Regions from separate parts of the Homo sapiens genome. Here regions 2, 3, 4 and 5 are each linked to region 1. A link is a loop called in an ENCODE intact Hi-C map of the cell type or tissue named here. Cell type or tissue: chondrocyte. All regions are shown on one strand.

Region 1 (4,000 bases):
TGAAGAGCCAAGATGTGAGAGTTGGGGTGGGGGTGGGGAGAAGGTGGAGGTCAAGCCCTGGGTACCTGGGAGTAGCATCCGAGGGACAGGTTGTCCACTGGGGGCCCAGCAGCAGGGAGAGGGGAGAGAGGAGGAGAAATTCTAGGAAATCTGTCCCCACCCTGAGAAGAGGCACTAGGCACCTGCCTACCTACATCTGGGAGGATGCTGGGCGCTTCCTAAAGCTGGGGTGATTAAGACCTAACTTGGCCTAAGAGGCTACTCACAGACATCTGGCTTTAGTTTCCACCTCCGATACAGACCAACTATTGAGGTGGCAGGTAGGGTGCACATTAGGAATGACAGCATCATCTTGGGTTTTTTGTTGTTGTTTTTTATTGAGACGCAGTCTGGCTCTGTCGCCTGGGCTGGAGTGCAGTGGCGCCATCTCGGCTCACTGCAAGCTCCGCCTCCCGGGTTCACGCCATTCTCCTGCCTCAGCCTCCCGAGTAGCTGGGACTATAGATGCCTGCCACCAGGCTCGGCTAATTTTTTTGTATTTTTAGTAGAGACGGGGTTTCACCGTGTTAGCCAGGATGGTCTCGATCTCCTGACCTCGTGATCCACCCGCCTAAGCCTCCCAAAGTGCTGGGATTACAGGCGTGAGCCACCGCGCCCAGCCCATCACCTTGGGTTTTACCAAGGCATTTTTACTCCATAAACTCAATGTGCTTTCATATATGGCTTCTCATCTCCTACCACAAAGCCAGCTCCAAGGCACCTGTAATTATCATCATTATATAGTTGGAATGTGCTGGGAACCAAAGGCAGTCCCCAAGCCCCTGTTACCTAGTCCACCGTGCAGGGCCATCTTTGTGAATAATTAAGTCAGGTCCTTACCACAGCCCACCCAAGCCTTTAAAACTCACCTGGGCTTTTTATTTATACAAAGGCTTTAGATTCCTTCCCTTCCTAGCTTTGTGGCTGGTCAGGTCTTTCAACCTCGCTTTCGGAGCTATGAAATTGGGGTAGTAATAATGCTTACCAGAAGCCGGTGGTAGTCAACAAAAATATGCGTAAGTGAGCAGCAAATGGAAACCAAGTATGTAATTTTACATTTTCTAATTTCAAAACAAGTCATTTAACACAATGTATCCAAAACACTATTATTTTGATAGACCATCAATATTTAAGAATCAGTAATGAAATATTTCACATTATTTTAACTTACTGAGCCCATAAAAGCCAGTGTGTTCTTCACACTTAACAGCCCATCTCAGTTCAGATTACCTACGTTTCAATGCTCGGCAGCCACCGTGCCTAGGGTCTACCGAACTGGCCAGCCTAGCTCCGACAGCTTCTGTGAGGATCAGGCGACCTAAGGGGTGTAAGGGGCAGGGCCATCAGCTGACACATCAACGTGGCAGATATATTCCTCCTGTCTTTCCTCTCTGACACACACACACACACACACACACACACACACACACACCCGCAGAATTTTCCACATTTAAAAGGCCTTTACAAGGACGCAGGAGCCCAAAGCGGACATGTGACAAATCCAGCCCTTTGATAGCCCCCCCAACCCCCGCCCCCGACCAAGCCATCTTCCTCCCCTGCAGGGGCGAAAGGCCGCCCACCCCGCCATCCTGGCATTCCTTTCAGGCAGCTGCCCGTCGGCTCCCCGCGGCCCCCCACTCCTCTCCACGCTGCCCACCCCACCCCCACAAACGGCGTCCAGGACCCTGCCCAGGATGCGGGAAACCTTTGCCACCCGCTGGAGAGCCCACTGCAAATGGGTCTTCAATTTCCGGCCCCCTACTCCAAAGGGTACTCGACGCCTCTTCCCGTCCTTAGGAGGCGAGGACCCTGTTCCGAGGCAGCCCCTCCCCCTGGTTCCGGGGCCCCCGGTCCCCAGCCCCCCTCGGGGGTCCAGAGTGGGCGGCTCGGGGTGGGGATCGCGGCGTGAGCGGAGGACCCAGCGCCAGGGGTCGCCCGTGCCCGTGGATCGGGCAGGGGGCTGCGGCTGGGCCCGAGGCCCGGGCACCGCACTCACCGCCGGACCGCGAGGCCGGCCGCCCACCCTAGACCCAGCGGCAGCAGCAATAGGGCGAGCGCCCCCACACCTCGCACCGCGCCCCGGCTCCCCCTCGCGGTGCCGCAGTCCCAGCCGCACCGCCCCCGCGGCCACAGCCCCGCCCGTCATGACGTCACCGGGCAGGGCGGGTCCCCGGGTATAAAAGACCGAGCTGGGGGGGCGGCGGCAGGTCTCTGCGCAGCCCAGCCCGCCGGTCCACGCCGCGCACCGCTCCGAGGGCCAGCGCCACCCGCTCCGCAGCCGGCACCATGCGCGAGATCGTGCACATCCAGGCGGGCCAGTGCGGCAACCAGATCGGCGCCAAGGTGGGCTCACCGCCACGGAGGGGCCCGGGGTTGGGACCGAGGGTGCGGGCTGGGGCCGGGGCGGGGGCTGGAGGCCGCGGCGGCCCCGGGCTGGCCGGGTGGCACATTCCGCGGCGAGGCCGCCGGGCGGGGTCCGGGAGGCTGCATGACCCGCCAGGATGCCCGCAGCGCCGCAGCTGTGTGTGCGTTTAATCGGGGGCCTTTCGATTTCCCTGGGACACAGCCCTTCTGCGGGACGCGGTTGGCATTCCCCTGGGTGTATTTGTCTCAGAAACTTGGGTCGGGGGTACGGTCATATTTATTGCGCTAGCTTCATGTGAATTTAATTTGTATATTTTTCTCTACGGTTTGAATGAAAACATGCAGTGTCACTGGACTGGCAGATGTAACAGAGGCGTCCCTTTGGGTCGTACAGGCAAGGGTGTTAGATAAATTCCCTTGCTCGGGCACTGTCTTGACATGATGACATACAACGCGATAGTCTTGCTGCCAGTCCCCGAGGCGGCAGGTGACTGCGCTGGGTGGGGGCTGCAATTACCGACCGCTGTGTGGGAGGCAGCAGCGGGTCTGGTGCATGGGTGGGGGCGGGCGCCAGTACAAGGACGTGGTCTCTTTGAGAACCGCCATGTTGCCCACCCAGCCTCCCCGCCGCAAATTCACAATGCAGCCAGCGCCCTCACGATGGCCAGCTCCTTCCACTGCCGCCCAGGTGCCCTCCCAGGCTCCTGCTGCCCTTCGCCCAGTCCCTCCGGTGGTCAGTGCCAGCATGTAGATCGGTGGCTTAAACCTGCACTGTTGCAGGAGTGCCTGGGATCTGTGCCAAGAGAGCTTGATCCCTGGAGGCAGCCACAGAGTGGGTCCCCCTGTCCTTGGCCTGCCACGACCCATCAATCATCCCGGATGCAATGGCATTCAGCCCTGCCTGGGGTGACACAGCCTCCCTGTACCCCTTCTCCACTTCTCTACTCTCCCCACCCTCTCCCTAGAAGGGCATCTGCTGTGTCCCCTCCTCCTCCAGGGCCCCTCCCAGCCTTTCAGTCTATCCCCATAATATGGCCGATGCTCTGCGGATTTTCAAGCCCCTCAGCAGCGGCTGCTGCAGGAAATAGGGGGTGCAGCTCTTTGCTCTCTGTCTAGCACTTACTAACTGTCTGACCACAAAAGCCCCTGTTCCAAGGACATGGGAGGAGGACAAGGCCATCCTTAGTGACATTCAGGATGCAGAGCCATGGTGTGGTTCTTTTTTCATTTCAGTTTTGGGAGGTCATCAGCGATGAGCATGGGATCGACCCCACAGGCAGTTACCATGGAGACAGTGACTTGCAGCTGGAGAGAATCAACGTGTACTACAATGAGGCTGCTGGTGAGTAGCGGGATGTGTGTGCCCAGGAATCCTTGCTTTCCATGATGTGGGAGATGAAACGTCCCAGGAACATGCACGTGACAAAGGCATGCTTCTTGCATATTCATTTCAAATGCCAACTGCTGGAAAAACATGTTTTATGGTTTCCTAAGATTCCTGCCTGTTTGCCACGGCTAAGCACACTCAGGACCTCCTTTTTCTTAAAAGCAGAAAATCTCCTGTTCTCCTTTTGTCTCAGATGCTGGAATTGAATGC
Region 2 (4,000 bases), 52 kb before region 1:
GAAGATGCAGTTATCTTTGGAACTTGCAGTCTTTCCTCAGTCCCTGCTGCTACAGCTTCCTCCAGGACCACAGGCTCCAAAGTGACCCCGAGACCAGGAGGTGGGAGAAAGAGGGGTGTGACCTAAAGAAGGCCTTCCCCTAGGGCAGTCCCACTAATGACCACGCAGAGGAGGATCCTGTTAAGGAGAAGCACAGCCTGAGGGTGGTGACTGAGGGAGCAGGAGGAGGAGGATGGAGAGTCCAGGAGAGAAGGGATGAGCAGGTTCCCAGCAGCCTCTCAGCCCTGCCCTCTGAGTGCCCTCTCATCACTACGCCAGCTTCCTTGGCTCATGCCTAGGCCCTGAGGAAACTCACTGCAGGGTCAGCCCTACTTCTGGCCTCTAGGGGTTCACTGACACCTCCATTCTTCATCCAAGTAAGGATGTAAGACAGTCCCATAAGATGAGGTTAGAGGCCGGGCCCAGTGGCTCACACTGAAATCCCAGCACTTTGGGAGGCTGAGGCGGGCAGATCACTTGAGGTCAGAAGTTCAAGACCAGTCTGGCCAACATGGCAAAACCCCATCTCTACCAAAAAATACAAAAATTAGCCGGGCCTGGTGGAGCACGCCTGTAGTTCCAACTACTCGGGAGGCTGAGGCACGAGAATCACTTGAACCTGGGAGAGGGAGGTTGCAGTGAGCTGAGATTGCATAGTACTACTGCACTTCAGCCTGGGTGAAAAAGTGAGACCCTGTTTAAAAAAAAAATTAATAAATTTAAAGAAGTAAGGTTAGAACAGCCCTGGAAGAATTGAGAGATTCTAAATCCTGGAAGCAAAGGACTTCCAAGCCACAGGATTCTTATCCTAGCTCAGCCTCCTACAGACTGGCACAGCTGGTCCTGTCACAGGCTTCCCCTCCTGCTTCCTCTTCCCTTCCTCAGCACTGTCTGGGTTGGGTGCAAGCAGGGGGTCTCAGTCGTGAGACCACAGCGGACCTGGGGTGAAGGCGCTTCTGGGCATGGGCCTCCTCCTTTCTCTCATTCCTGGACATAGCCCAAGGATGGACCTCGGCCTTCGGGTCCTGTATTGCTCCCTCAGTTATCTCTGGGCCACCGGTGATGGAGACACTTCCTCATGTAGACATTCAGCATTGTCTTTGGGGTGTTCCATCACCTTCAGTAGATCCTGGGGGTCTCTGTGGCCCTGGTCTGGGGCTCCTCACTGGCCTCATCCCGCTTCTCCTGATCCTGCTCAGGTTTCCTCGGGCAGAGCTGCTTGCCTGTGACAGTTCCAGCCTTCACTGAACTCCTCTGTCTGCCCCAGCAGCAGGGGCTACAGCCTGAGCCTGATTATGCTGGAGGTTATAGGGACTCAGTGGGCCACATCAGCTCCTGGGAACACATGCACCCCCAGCAGCACAGCCCTAACCTCATTAACTTATCTTAGAACCACTCATAAGTCTCTAGTTCCTCTGAGTGGTTTCTTTAGCTTATAGCTCATGCTCCCAGCAATAAACAAAAAGAGCTCGTTTGCTAAAGGTTCTGTGTGATTCTTGGAGCATCAAGCAGCTCTGCCCCCGGGGCCCAAATGATAAGCAGGCGTCACTCCACTCACATGCCCTGTGACTTGGCAAGCTCCTTAACCTCTCTGGGCTTTAGTTTCTTTATCTGTGAAATAGAAATTTCATCTGTGAAATAGTAACGATCATTATGATTCATAAGGTTAAATCCAAAAGAGTACCTAGAACAGTGCCTGGTGTATAGCAGTTCTTGACATTGTTGGTTATCATCGTTGTCATTGCTGAAGCCATTCAAGGCAGTGCAGAAGAATTCTCACCTCTTAGACAGAGTGCCCCGTAAAGCAAGCACCCTTGGGAGCCGTGGCTGGTGCCCAGGTCAGAGAGCAGGAAAGTGGGAATTCCATGTGGTAACTGAGTGAGGGGGAGTCATGAGTCACACTCTGGGGACTCTCCAAAGTACTAGGTTGAATCATATGAAATTGCTGGGGCTTTTGGAGAAAACCATAGGTTTCTATTAGTGTGGCCCCACTTGCAGTCTCAAGCAGAGGAGACTGGGAAAATACGGATTTCTCAGGTCTCCCACTCTTCCTACTTCTTCCGGGTTCTCCTGATGATTCATCTGCAGGGCGGAGCTTCTGAGTCTACACCCGGCTCCTCTAACCCTCAAGTGCCTACTCATCACCTGGGGATCTAGTTAAATGCAGATTCTGGCTTAGTTGGTCTAGGGCGGGGCCAGAGATTCTACATTTCCACCAAGTTCCCAGCTGATGCCGCTGCTGCCTGATCGTGCTGCGAGGAGCAGAGCTCTAGCATGTCGTCAGCAGGCCTTTGACTCATCCTAGCTCCAGAGATCCCAGAAGTCGCCCTTTCCCTTGCAGCCCCGGTAAATTAAAAACAGAATGAAACAAAGCTGCAGCAGGGCAGCAGCATCTGTGTCAAATTCCCCCACCCCACCTGTCTGGAGAGTTTCATAGGTGACACTTTTCGCTGCAGGCCCATTAAGCCTATTAAAAGGGATCTTTTTCCCTTTCCTTTCTTCACTGACCATTTGTTCAACAGATATTTACTGAGCACCCACCATTGACAGATACTACACTAAGAAGAGAGATTCCAATCTATGCTTTGTACTGCAGCCAGGGTGATTATCAGAATTGAAAACCTGATCCTGTTATTTCACTTCTTAAACTCTCATTTCCCTGAAGTATAAAGTGCAAGTGTCCTAATACAATGCTGAATACCCTCTGAAAGCAGACTTCTACCCTGATTGACAGTCACCCTACCTCTAGCCCTACCCAGTACCTGAAAGCTTCCCCTGCTCCCTGCTGACCAGCCCCCAAGCTTGGGCTCCTGCTCTCTCTCTCTCTCTCTCTCTCTCTCTACCTCACTCTTCCGAGCCTGCCCTTGCCACCTCATCCATCACTCATCCTTTTCAAGATAAAGCTCCCCACCACGCCGTTCAGGGAGTCTTCTCGGAACCGAGGTGGATTTCCTAAGCCCCCTTGGTTCTGACAACTTTACATAGAAATTCTGTCAGTTCCTTTCTCCACAAAACTTTAAGTTTCTCAGACATAGAGAAATGTCTCAGTCATTTCCCCATCAGCCAGTTTTGGCGGAGCTGCATTTCGGTCTAAGCGCTATGCTGCCTGGTAGGAATTCCTTCTTGCCTGCAAGTTTTCCCGTCTCAGAGGTTCATGGCCCCGACCTGCTTCCAGTCATTAGTGTTGGCTCCCAAGCAGCTGGCAAAGGGCTGGGTCACAGATTGCTGAGGGATGGAAAAGGATCCAGGGCAAATGTGCGTCATCCGTGGTATGCAATGTTTTACAGCTCAGCTATGGAGACAGAATCAGTAACAGCCCATCAGGAAAGGGTGAGGAGAATACCAAGGAAGCAAGAGAAGGACAGGAGGAAGGGTCACTGATGTCTCCCGAGAACCACGGTACCCTTAGAAATGCAGTGTGCTGGGGAACCTTAGATACACTCCCACCCTGAAATTCTCTCAACTGTGGATATAATGAGATGAAAAGGGAATCCAAACTCTTTGCAGCTTCTAAAACGAGTCCCATCTTGCTTCGCCTAATGTTTGGAAGGGCTAATCTTCCCTAATTTGGCAGCTGTTGCAACCATTTCACTTTCGTGTCACTGAATTGCTAAAAATCTTTCTTTTCTTTGACACAGAGTCTTGCTCTGTCGCCCAGGCTGGAGTGCAGTGTTGTGATCTCAGCTCACTGCAACCTCCACCTCCCGGGTTCAAGTGATTCTCCTGCCTCAGCCTCCCAAGTAGCTAGTAGCATGTGCCACCACGCCCAGCTAAATTTTGCATTTTTAGTAGAGATGGGATTTCACCACATTGGCCAGGCTGGTCTTGAACTCCTGACCCCAGGTGATCCACCCATCTTGGCCTCCCAAAGTGCTAGGATTACAGGCATGAGCCACTGTGCCCAGCCAAACCTTCTTTCTTTTATGAGAGAAGAGTTTGAGAAAATATTTGACTTTTTTGT
Region 3 (4,000 bases), 94 kb before region 1:
ATAGTGCAGCGGCGGACTAGAGGGCTCCTCAAGCGCGGCGAGAGAGGACGTCGAGGCAGAAGAGGCACCGACAGCGAGCGAGGGCAGCTAGCAGGTTGTCACCTTTTACCATGTCCCCAGTGAAAAGACTACAAGAAACAGGGAACCAAGAAGTGGAGGCAAAAATGGCTGTCACTTCCAACAGTCCACTGAGGAGAGTGGGCTTCCCAAACCTGCGCCTGTGGACTGCAGGATTAGAAGCCCCATATCCCAAAGGGAGAACACTTCCACCTGAGACTTAGCAAGAGCCCCGTTAAGCAGTAAGCCATGGCTGCTGTGGGGCACTTTGGGCTCCTTGGTGAGTTGAGAACAGTCACCATCCTGGCAAGGGAGATCCACCCTGGTCATCAGCAGGAAGAGGGCTGTTGACACCCTGTGGGAGGAGCAAGGAAGGTATTCGGTACTCAGCTGATCTACTTGGGCGCCACAGGGGACTCCCTTGCCCAACTGTGACAGTAAATGGAGGAAACAGCAACTCCAGCCTGGGAAGGGCAGATCCCCTTGCCAGGGAAGAACTGTCGCCCAGCTGCTGGGAGCACAGAGCCTTCAAGTGTCATCCCCCATAGGGATTTGTTCAGCTCCTGAGAACTGCCTTGCCTAAGGTCTTTCCTGTGGGGACTTTCTGTTGAAGACAACGGATTAAAGGCATGGCCACTTGGGCGCAATGTGCATGGTCAATTCTGACAGCCGCTTTCGCCCTTTCTGGCTGATTTTGTTCCTCAACTAAAGTGAATCTGTGGCTAGCATTGCTCTCAGAGCCACAGGCACACCCAGCAGCCTGCAGGCGTTCCCACCTGACTCACAGCACCGGCCCCTCGGCGCAACCACACTGAGCAGCTCCTCCCTTCCTCTCCTGTCCTACCCGCGGCCAGCTTGCCTGACTGTGTTCCGGACAGTGGTGCACAGACCAGACGCATTCATTTCCCAACCGTAAATATGAGACTCTTCCCAGTTACTGCAGCAGCGCTGCCTGCTCACATCTCCCACACTGGCCTGCACTGCTGCTGTGACATTCTGATGTTTCCTTGCTTCTTGTTTCACTGGCTTCCAATTTTTCTTTCTCACTATTGCCAGAGAGATCTATTGAAGCAATATGTCTGATGATGCTACGCCTTCTAATAATTCTTTGGTGATGTGTAGCCCAAACACCTTTGCAGACACACAAGGCCCCTCACCTAGCTGCTGGTCCCCTTCGTGTCTGTCCCTGATGTCACGCTCAGGCAATAACTCCACAGTTCAGTATCTGCCCCGTGTACCACCACACACGGCGCCACTGGGCCTGGGCCTGCCCTGCCTTACCTGCCTGAGAGACTAGTACTCCTGAGGTTCACCCCAACACCACCCCTCAGGGAAGCCTTCCCTGGCTCCAGGCAGGCTGGCGGCAGCTTCTCTTGGCCCTCATTTTTACCTCCTATAGAGCAATCATTGTATGCAATGTAAAATAAGATATATTTTATGTAATGGTCTTTCTGCATGCCCACCTTCCTCTCAGGAAGCTCCTAAGGATAGCGACAGGGCCTTTCGTCTGCAGTGCAGTGCACAGCCTTGGACTCTGCATGTAAGGCAGATAGCGAAAGTTGATTGAATGGTTGAGTGAGAGAACACAGAAGGACCTCACTGCAGGCCTCATCAGGGTCTTAGGCTCTAGTCCTAGCTCTACCACTAATTATCTCTATACCTTTATTCTAGGTCTGTTATCTTAGCTGTAAATTGAGACGATTGGCTTAGATCGTCTCTAAGGCGCCTTCCCGAGCTAATACCCTATGAAGATCAGATAAGAGAGCCGAATGGTAACTGGAGCCCTTCACTGCCGCCCATGTCATTCTGCAGGGGGCCACTAGGTGGCAGGTGGGAAGGAAGCGGGCAGGTTGAGAGCTGCCTTTGCTTTCAGAAAGCGATGGGAGTTACTGGATTCTTGCTCCTGCAGATCACTCGGGCAGGACAGTTTATTTCTCCAGATTCTGCAATTGCAGATGAAGCACGGGGGTCCTGGTCCCCGGGTAGTTCACAGCCCACAAATGTAAAACCGCCCAGCAGCAGAAGGCGAAAGAGGCCGATTCGAAGAGAAAAAGCAAGGTTTCCTAGGGTGTTTGATTCACCCCCTCCTCTTTCTCCGACCAGGTTAGATTGTGAGCCTTTGTCTGGCATGAATTTCATTAAGAACAAAGATTCAAAGATGATGGATAAGAAAACTGCTCCGTGACCAGCTGGGCAAGGTGGCTCACATCTGTAATCCCAGTGCTTTGGGAGGCCGAGGTGGGAGGACTACATGAAGTCAGGAGTTTGAGGTCAGCCTGGCAACATAGTGAGAACTTGTCTCTACAAAAAATGAAAACTTAGCCAGGCGTGGTGGTGTGCACCTGTAGACTCAGCTACTTTGGAGGCTGAGGTGGGAGGATCACTTGAGTCCAGGAGTTCCAGGCTGCAGTGAGCTATGATTATACCACTGCACTCCAGCCTGGGCGATAGAATGAGATCCTGTCTCAAAACAACAACAAAAATCTTCCTTTGATCATACATTCACTCTGATTACCTCCCCGTATCTCTGCTTCCCTCTACAGCAAAACTCCTGGAAAAAGGCTTCATATGTGCTGTTTTCAATTCCTCTCTTCCCTTGCTCTTGTGAACTCGCTTCTTTCCTGACATTTCACTAAACTGCTTCCACCAAGGTCACCACGCCACATCTTAGTCTCTTCCTTGCTCAACGGGCAGCATTTGATTTCTGGGGCGCTGCTCTGTCTTGGTGCCTCGTCCCTCCAGGTCCCTCCTTCTCAGGCTCCTTGGCTGGTTCTTCGTCATAGTCCCACCTGTGCAGCAGAAGCGTCCAGCGTCCTATTCTCTCCAGCTCCGCAGCCCATGGCTTAATTCCTTCTGCACACGGATGACTCCCACACTGGTTTCTCTGGAGCCAACCTCTCGCCTGAGCTCCAGTGCATATGGTCAGCTGCCTACTCGGCATCTCCATCAGAAACCTCCAACTTACTGTGCGGTTTCCCTCCAAGCCTGCTTTCCCACAGGCTTCCCCATCTCAGCAGCACCTGCATTCTTCCAGCTGTGGGTCCCAGCTGTCCCCACTCACCCTTCACAAGCACAGACAAAACACTTTGGCCAGCAGCAGCCGTTTCCCAGTACACAAAAGAAGAAGGCTTGCCCAAGTTCTGATGTCATCAGGCCCTGGTTCAAAAGGAAAAATAGGATAATCCTGTTTCGTCCAGAGGAAAAAGGCTTAAAGTGGATGGAAACAAGTTAAGCCTCACATCACTGTGATTCACAGGCAGAATCAACCAGAATGAGATTTTTCTATAACTCTTCCTAAAATGTCAATACAGTTTTCTTAACCGAGCAAGTGTCAATACAGCCCTGCCCTACCCAGAGGACAGCTCTGGCCTTAGACCCTGGGCAACCCCATGAAGGGCATTAGGGAGGCACCCTGTCTTCACTCCACCCGACCCCTGCTGCTGTGGAGGCAGGGGCAGCAGGAGCCCAAATTTTACCTTCCCCAACCCTGCCCCTGCGGTGTAGGGCCAGCCCTGGGCTGTGGCTCAGTAGGAACCATGAGTGATGAATAAAAAGATTCCTCCCCATCAGGCTAGGCCTGGGGGGCAGCCCAGCTTTTTTACCCACTTGCTTTAGGGAAGGGCAGTAACAAGATGGCAGATTAAGCACAGCACAACAGAAAGGAGATTTCCAGCATGAGAGCAGTTGGGTAGTTGGTCCTCATCTTGCTAACCCTTTCTTCCAGCAGATTTTCTATGCACTGAGCTCCGTGCACACTATTGTGTATTTGATTGGATCTCCAGGCACAGACAGCTTGTTGCAGAGACAAGACCAGCAAACACAGAATGAAAACCAACAATAGAAGACAGAGCATGAAACACCACACAGTTCAGGAGTAAGAAGGGGCTGAGCCAGGCTGGTCAGGTAGCTGGGCCTGAGATGTCAGGGTGAGTTAGGCTAGAGG
Region 4 (4,000 bases), 74 kb before region 1:
TTGTGCCTTGGAATATTAGCTTATAAGAATAAATATATATAATTTAAGAATAAATAAATATACATATATTGGGAATGTATACCCTCCTTTTTCTTTTGTTAATAGAGATATACAATGAAAACTCATTACACCACTGCTCTGATGTAATAAATGCAAAACCTGTACCAGTCCTATGATGCAAACTGGGGGCATAGAGCATAGGCAGTCCATTGCTCCTGGCAACTAGTGGGACGTATCACAGATAGATGAGCTGCATCATGAAGAATGAGTGAGATGCCCCAGGCGAGGAAGCAGAGAGGGTCATTCCAGGTAATGGATTAGTGTGAGCAGAGACTCAGAAACTTCAGAGAGCATGTCCTTTTTGGAGATCAGTGTGCAGGTTAATGTCCCCTGGAATGGACTGCATATACCAGACGGGTGGCAAATAACACTGGAAAGGTAGGTAATGTCCAGACTGAAGGACCTGAATTGTATGATAAGTGTTTGGACCACATACTATAAGCAATACAGAGTTGATGGAGATGTATGAACAACCTACAGAATGGGAGAAAATATTTGCAATATGCCGCAGACAAAGGACTAATATCCAGAATTTATAAGGAACTTAAATCAGCAAGAAAAGAATCAATAACCCCATTAAAAAGAGAGCAAAGGATATGAACAGACATTTTTCAAAAGAAGACATACAAGTGGCCAACAAACATGAAAAAAATGCTCAACATACTGATCATTAGGAAAATGTAAATCAAAATCACAATGAGATACCACTTCACAGCAGTCATTATTATTAAAAAGTAAAAACAAAACAAAACAAAAAAAAACAGATATTGGCAAGGCTGCAGAGAAAAAGGAATGCTTATTTGCTGTTGGTGCGAATGTAAATTAGTTCGGCCACTGTGGAAAGCAGTTTGGAGATTTCTCAAAGAACTAAAAATAGAACTACCATTCAACCCAGCAGTCCCATTACTGGGTATATACCCCCCGCCCCAAAAAAATCATTCTACCAAAAAGACACATGAGCTCCTGTGTTCCTCATAGCACTATTCACAATAGCAAAGACATGGAATCAACCTAGGTGCCCATCAATGGTGGAATGGATTAAGAAAATGTGGTACACACACACCACAGAATACTACACAGCCCTTAAAAAAAAGAAAACAAAATCACGTCCTTGGCAGCAACATGGATGCAGCTGAAGGTCATTATCCTAAGCGAAATAATACAGAAACAGAAAACTAAATACTGCATGTTCTCACTTATAAGTGGGAGCTAAATATTGGGTGCACACGGACAAAAAGATGGGAACAATAGACGCTGAGGACTCCAAAAGGAGAGAAGGAAGGAGCAGAGCAAGGGCTGAAAAACTCCCTATTGGGTACTACGTTCACTATCTGGGTAACCAGGTCGATAGAAGCCCGGACGCTCAGCATCATGCAATATACCCTCGTAATAAACCCGCACATGGACTCCCTGAATCTAAAATTAAAATAGAAATTTTAAAAAAGAAGCAGGCTGGGCATGTGAAGCCCAAAGAACTCCGTTTGGAAACTGCACTGCTGTCTCTGCAGTGTGGCCACAGTGACTGCCCGCCCACCAAGCATCTAGAGCCCAGAGGCAGGGGTGTTGCTGCATGGATGTGTCCACCTGGATACGCACGTTTTCATTTCATTTAAATGGCAAACAAAGGTCTTGGGCAGATTTCGAAAAGCACTGGTGAGCTGCGGAGACATTTCCGAGCAGGAGCTGATGTGGAGGGTTTTCAGCGCCGGGTGAGGGTCCCGCAGCCACAGCGATGTTCTAGCCTCCGCCGCGGAACTCACAGAGGTTCCCCCGCCATAGCCTCCCGCGTGCGCTCCTGCGCTTCCACCAGACCTTATTTATAAGTCTGTTGATTTCGCAGGCCGCACCTTGCAAGGGGCACACGGTCCGTCTTATTATTTCATAATCACTTCTTCTCTTTTTGTTTTCCACCCGGCCTGGCTCTGTGTCTAGGACTCAGCGTGCATTCCCTGGGCTCGGCCTGCCCCGCCTGCCTAAGAATCCCACAAATCATTGACAGCGTGGGGGAGGGGAGATTGCCTGTAGCAGGGAAATGGCGCCCTAGAAAAGCCAGGATGCTACTCCCTCCGCCGATTTGTAGGACAAAGCAGGCAAAGCTCTCTCGTGGAAGCTCGGCTCTCTCAGTCCCGACCGAGGCCATTATAACTCAAATTCACAACCTCCGGGGATGCGAAAACACCCGGCCTTACTGAGGAACAAAGGGCAAGTGTTCCCGCACTGCGCTGCGTTCGTGGGCTCGGGGTTTTCGCTGCTGGTTCCAGCTTTTGGTTGCCCTGCTTGGCTGGTCCCTGCGGGGCCCACGGCTGCGGAAGGACAGGGCTCTGAGGCTGCCACCCCGCAGCCCCTGCGACTAAACAGTGCCGGGCAGCTCCGCCGGGGCCGCTGGCTTCCCAGGCGGAGGAGGGAAGGCCTGGGGGGAAGGGGGAGGGCAATGGAATAGAAACTGGGGAGCGACAAAGCTGAGAAGGCGCAGATCTTGGCGGATCCCGGGAGCTTCCTCCACTGTGTCCTTTCCGCAGTCACAGTATGGGGCTGCGACCGCTTCCTAGCCCCCATGCCCCGGGCATTTGGCTCTTTTACATAAATGCTAGGATTGGTAGCTTTCCAATATTTCTAAATGGAGAGCTATGAGAAGAGGTGATGTGTGTGTGTGTGTGTGTGTGTGTGTGTGTGCGTGTGTGTGTGTAAGGAAATAATGATGGATTTGCAGTCTCTTTCTTTCAACTCCTCTTCATTCATTGGCTAAGTGTCGGTTGCCTAGGAAACCGCGTGCATCTCGGCTGCAGAGCCAGCTATGGGGGCTGCGGGCTGGGTTTTTGGGGTTTTAAGCGGTGAATCCTGGCAAGCAGTGAAGAACCCTAATGCTAAATGTCTAGTAATTTCAATAAATGTGTCAAAAATATATGCTACATTATGAAAACAGTGCTTTAAAAATTTACTACTATATAAAGCCTCTTTTCTATCAGACTTCTTCAAACAATGACTGTGTGTGTAATAGAGAAATGCAAATTCACTTGAGGACATGCCGTTGAAAGTAATCTGAAAATTGTGAAAGCAAATATAATTTTAATAGTTTAAGGGATATCTTGCTCACCTCAGTCACGCAATAGATTACGTATAAAACAAATGTTGAATTGTATTTTATGCAGCAATATTTCTACAATTGTCTCTGGAAGGGAAAATTTTTAAATGTTAGTACATCATCAAGACTAACATTAAGAGATCATGAAATATGTTGCCCCGAAATCTTCGTGCCTGATATACGATGACCTAGATTGAGACGCATTGCATATAATGAATAGACAGAAATGCTGGGGACCCAACTGAAAACGACTTTTTTTTTCTTTGAAAGCCGGGTACCAGTCTCTTTATGCGAGCTACATGGATTAAGAATGATTTTTTTGTTTAAGGGTTATCAGATAAACTGAAAGACTTCAGGGAAAGGTGTGGCTGTTGTCAACATTTTAACACAAAATCGGCTCCTTGTGAAAATAAAAATGTGCAGCATCACAATTCCAGTGGGGGTGGGGGTGGGGGTGCGATGTAGACCGGTTAACAAGACTGGCTGCCCGGAAGGGGCAGGGGTGTGGGGACAATTCGAGCAAAATGCTTGAAAGGAAAGCAGATCTTGGGCCAAAAGTGTCCCCAAGGGCACTCTGGGCTTTCAGAAGGATGATTTCCAGCCTCATCCTATCCCAAACCAACCCCTTTAAAAGAAACCTGAGAGGAAAGGGTCTTTTCATCTATCTATATGATCTTGAACACGCGTTTTCACCCGGGCACTGAATGGAGATTTGGCTCGGAAACAGAAGCTGAGAAATGAATTGGTTAGATGAAGGAGGCAGGCGGCCAGCTCAAGTTACTCAGCATGGAGCTGAGCGGCCCCCAACCCCACCCCCCAGCGCTGAGCATCAGGGTTGCTCCTGGGAGCTCGCAGCGA
Region 5 (4,000 bases), 590 kb before region 1:
TAAGAAAGATCCTAAGATCTAGGCCTGATCCTAAGAAAGAATGGCTGCCGCGGTGGCTCACGCCTGTAAGCCCAGCACTTTGGGAGGCCGAGGCAGGTGGATCCCTTGAGGTCAGGAATTTGAGACCAGCCTGGCCGACGTGGTGAAACCCCGTCTCTACTAAAGATAGAAAAATTAGCCGAGCCTGGTAGCGCGCATGCCTGTAGTCCCAGCTGCTCGGGAGGCTAAGGCAGGAGAATCACTTGAACCCTGGAAGCGGAGCTTGCAGTGAGCTGAGATTGCACCACTGCCCTCCAGCCTGGGTGACAAGAGCGAGACTTCGTCTCAAATAAATAAATAAATAAAAACAAGAATTGCCAAGTGCACAGAGTTCTTGTAGCCAGAACCTCCGTGGGAAGCCGTTGCCTCCTTGTCCCTCATGGGCAAGGCCCTTTCCCGGGATTTGTGAGACCACGCTTGTCCTTTTCTGGTCTCAGCTCTCCCCACCCCTGCCCTCCACCTTCCCCATCTCACTCCCTCTTTCCCCAACCCCTTTCACCCTTATATCCGCTCACCCTTCAGGCCGCCTCCTGCCCGGGAGTGTGGGGGGGATCCCCTGCTGTGCATCCTCCTGGCACCTGGATTTGCCAGGCAGGGGACAGTCTGTGGTCTGTGTTTGCCTCCTGTTGGCCCTCCTGGCTAGCATGACGTGCCAGGAGGCCGGGATCCCATCTTGTTGGCCGTGGTATCCCCAGCCTGGTGGAGGAGGAGCCATGGGTGCTTTGGGAAGAGCGACTGAAGTGCTTCCTTCCTGCCTGAGTGGGCTGCTCCCCCTGGGAACCTGTGATGCTGCAGGACGGACTGGCTAAGTGGATGGCTGTTGGAGAATGTTGAGTCTAAAATTTAGGAAGAGGATTTGGCTTTTAGTGGGGAAAATAATGAAAAAGCCTAGAGAAGGCAGGATTACGGGAAGAGCAGAGCAGAGCTCAGTAAGTTTAAGTCAAACATTTCTTTCCCAGTCGCTCTAGGAGCCACCTCCCAGGTACAGAAGGCAGCCACTGCTGCAGAGGGAGGAAGAGAGACTTCCCTCAGCCCCCAGCTTGGGTCCTCCGGGTGTTCTGTTTTTCCTCAGCCACTTCCATCTCTTCCTCTTGCATTCTCAGCTCAGCTTTTCACTCCTGAAAAGATGTAGAGGAGAGGTGGCTGTGGACCAGCCGCTGGGCGCCCCTGATGCATTGCAGCGTGGAGGTGTGGGGGAGGCCTTCTGTCCTGGTGTCCACACAGCCGCAATCTCGCTCTCCTTGTACAGTTATACTGCGTGACACTCCACAGGTGGAAACGTGTCAGTCTCGGATAGCGAAGAGCAGCCTCAGGTTCCCAGGGAGTTAGAACTTCCCTGGGTTGCTTAGTTATGCATTGAATAACCAGCTAGTCAGTTCTTAACTCGCTGCTGCTTCAGCATTGACTGCCTATTTAGAAAACAGGTACTTAGGAAGTTTTAAAGGCTTTCCTAAAACATTTTAGATATTTAGTTTCCAAGATGTGTATTATAGTCAACCTTTAAAGAATGTGTGTCTCCCGTGCAGCATACAAGATGAGGCTGCGTTCCCCCCTTCACCTCTGCATCTGTGTAGTGTGCTGATGGGCACATTTGTTAAATGGAAAGGAAACAATATAAATGTAATTTATGGTTTGACTCAGTTTGTTAAAGCTCACTTTGCAGAGCATTTCCCCGGGGCCGACTGTTGTGTGCGTGTGGGAACCGCGTCCTCTGAGTGCTCAGAGAGGCCTGTTCTTTGGGTAGTGGACGCTCTTTAACGTGTGACCTCCCAGCGCACCCGAGCCAGCATCCTGCCTTTAGTTTCAGAATTGCAGCAGCAGGAAGCCCTCCCGCTAGAGTCAGATGGCCAAGGTCCTCCCTGGAGGAAGCTGGGCCAGTTACCGCAAGTGTTGAGCCCAAAGCCTCCAATTCCCAAAAAAGTGGGACTCTGGACCCAGGTTTCTGAGATCCGGAAGCGGTGTTTGTTAACGTTGGCTCTCACTGTCAGATTTTTGTACTGCCTCCAGCGCGTTCAGTTCTGATTCCAAGAACAAATCAGGTGTTTGTGTTTGCAGAAAGCAGCTAATCCCCAAATTGACAGATACAACGCTGTGTTTTCAGCTTTCGAGACCTAACTCCTTTAGGAAGAAAAGTGACGCTGGCAGCCCCCTGTTGATACTCAGTCCCCAAATGTGTGTCCAGTTGGCCCACCGGAATTTATGTACAATTGTGTTACCAATTTTTTGGTTTCAAATTCTTAATTGTTTGGCTACATCTGGATGAAATTCTCATGTCACAAATTGTGTAGGATGAAATTTTTAAAGTTGAGGTTGTATTAGTGATTATTTATCAGAAATTAGAACAGTTTCCGGGGCTGTGAACTCTGAGGCTAACTTCCTTAAGCGTGCGTTGCAGTGAACGCCATCCTGCTTTTTCCGCAGAGTGCGCGCGCCCCCTGCTGGTCAGTCCTGAAAGACCCGAGCGAAGCGGCTCTGCTTCCGTTTTCAGGTTCGCTTGGCAGAATAGGCAACCCTCTTCACCTGCCTGCGGTATTCATCCGTGCGATCTCAGGCAGTGAAACCAAGTCGGACAGGAACCCCCAGAATTGTCATGCCATCAACAATATTTGGAATATAAAAACCAAAAGTTTTAGATGATCTAAAATTACTGTATTTAAGTGCAGTTTTGAAAACAAGTTTTCAAATCGTTGCTTATGGTAAACAGGTGACAACATTTGGAAAGAATCCACTAGCCATTTGGAAGCCAAAGCACTTGAGTCACAAAGGAGGAGTACAACAGGTAGGATAGAAAGAAACGCAGATGCACTCAATAGTTTGCTTTGGGGGAAGCAGTATTTCTTAAACTCATAGTTCTTGTCTGTTCCTGGAAAATAAAGCAGTGTCTTCAGCGTGGATTCTGCTCAGAACTTTTTCTTTATAAATTTGAGTATTTGTAATTTGGCATGCTGGCAGCAGGAGCTTGAGGTTTCCAGCTGTGAAACTGAGAAACCTTAGTGAATATAAAACAATCAGAAATTGCAAGATGAAGATTTCTTTTATTTCTGCACTGTGGTCCCAGTGGACAGTTGTACAGTTTTTTTTTAAAAAGTGTTTTCCTTCCACATTAAATACACCCATCCGTTTGGTGTATTTGAAACATTTTAAAAACAATTGAAGGGGAGTAGGGAAATGGGAGCGTTGGCATTTTAGGAAGGCCAGGCTGTCTGTAGTCTCTTGCCAGTGTCACTTCTTGAGTGGGGGCGGGGAGGCGTTTGCTGCTCAAGGCAGCCCCGCGCTGCGTTCTTGTCGCCGTGCTCTGGAGCTCTGGTGGTAGCAGCTGGAGCAACAGCAGCCCAGTTGTGCTGCTGTCAGTCAGGTGGGTTTCAGTAAGTTCAGCAGAATTCATCACTTCATGAATCAGCTGCGGCCCCTCCTGGGGAAGGGATCAGCGCTCGTTGTCATTCAGGTGAACTGTCTCCGTGGAGAAAGGACCACAGTGTCCTGAGAAAGCTGATCCAGATTGCCAGCTTGGTTGCCACCGGGAGCCGGAATGGGGAATTCAATAATGGACGTGCCCTTAACTAAAATCCTAGAGCTTAAAAAATAAGCACCGTCATTTCTGTGCTTCCAGGCAGGGATTCCAGCTCTTCACTTTCCCCATCTAAATTTTCTCAGGCTCCTTTTGTTTGGTTGTTAAGGATGTTTACACACCCAAGGAACACAGTTTGGCTTCCATTCAGAAACATAAAAGCAGGTGAAAGGAAGCAATGTGGTTCTGCACATTTCCACAAATAAAATCAAACCAGTGTGGCTCAGCAGTTTTAGTGCCACTTGGCCCTCGAGACTCTCCTTCGAGGCTGGTGACCGAAGAGCCTGCTGCTGGTCGGTTGTGTCTGGGGTCAGGCTGAGGTGATGACGAGAAGACCGAGACTGGGGTGCTGCCCAAGGGCAGCTGGTGCACACACAGGAGAGTGACTAACAC

Evidence for each region. A loop is a pair of places that touch in the nucleus more often than their neighbours do. Peaks named below come from ENCODE experiments on the same cell type or tissue, not always from the same donor. Only the 100,000 strongest peaks of a DNase experiment are listed, where the experiment ranks them.
Region 2: it touches region 1 in a loop (4-fold over the local background); 20 of 110 quality-filtered maps call a loop at or near these places.
Region 3: a loop joins it to region 1, with 3 times the contacts of the local background. A loop is called at or near these places in 64 of 110 quality-filtered maps.
Region 4: it touches region 1 in a loop (3.0-fold over the local background); 41 of 110 quality-filtered maps call a loop at or near these places.
Region 5: a loop joins it to region 1, with 1.8 times the contacts of the local background. A loop is called at or near these places in 2 of 110 quality-filtered maps.

What each region holds. Positions count from the first base shown.
Region 1 is chr6:3,155,789-3,159,788 of GRCh38, reverse strand. TUBB2A (tubulin beta 2A class IIa) reads left to right here and starts at 2,245. Exons shown (of 4, transcript NM_001069.3): 1 at 2,245-2,382; 2 at 3,637-3,745. The coding sequence starts at 2,326. LOC105374889 (a long non-coding RNA gene) reads right to left here and starts at 2,088. Exons shown (of 2, transcript XR_926395.3): 1 at 2,036-2,088; 2 at 353-1,357. RefSeq lists a silencer at 1,904-2,363. In chondrocyte, CTCF peaks have their summits at 1,900 and 2,103 (motif pointing left); DNase peaks (open chromatin) are centred at 2,142, 2,473, 2,927 and 3,407.
Region 2 is chr6:3,207,562-3,211,561 of GRCh38, reverse strand. No RefSeq gene overlaps it. Among named protein-coding and RNA genes, the nearest start is that of LINC02525, 14 kb to the right of the region's middle. RefSeq lists enhancers at 1,983-2,072, 2,073-2,367, 1,315-2,514. In chondrocyte, a CTCF peak has its summit at 2,266; no DNase peak of the experiment used is centred here.
Region 3 is chr6:3,249,513-3,253,512 of GRCh38, reverse strand. No RefSeq gene overlaps it. Among named protein-coding and RNA genes, the nearest start is that of PSMG4, 7.4 kb to the left of the region's middle. RefSeq lists an enhancer at 704-998 and a silencer at 1,744-2,038. In chondrocyte, CTCF peaks have their summits at 1,637 and 1,869 (motif pointing right); no DNase peak of the experiment used is centred here.
Region 4 is chr6:3,229,819-3,233,818 of GRCh38, reverse strand. It overlaps LOC100422781 (a long non-coding RNA gene), which reads right to left and starts at 2,416. Exons shown (of 2, transcript NR_147505.1): 1 at 1,657-2,416. RefSeq lists an enhancer at 1,237-2,019. In chondrocyte, no CTCF peak of the experiment used is centred here; no DNase peak of the experiment used is centred here.
Region 5 is chr6:3,741,041-3,745,040 of GRCh38, reverse strand. The region is part of intron 1 of PXDC1 (PX domain containing 1); the gene reads left to right. Among named protein-coding and RNA genes, the nearest start is that of PXDC1, 8.7 kb to the left of the region's middle. In chondrocyte, a CTCF peak has its summit at 2,462 (motif pointing left); DNase peaks (open chromatin) are centred at 680 and 2,480.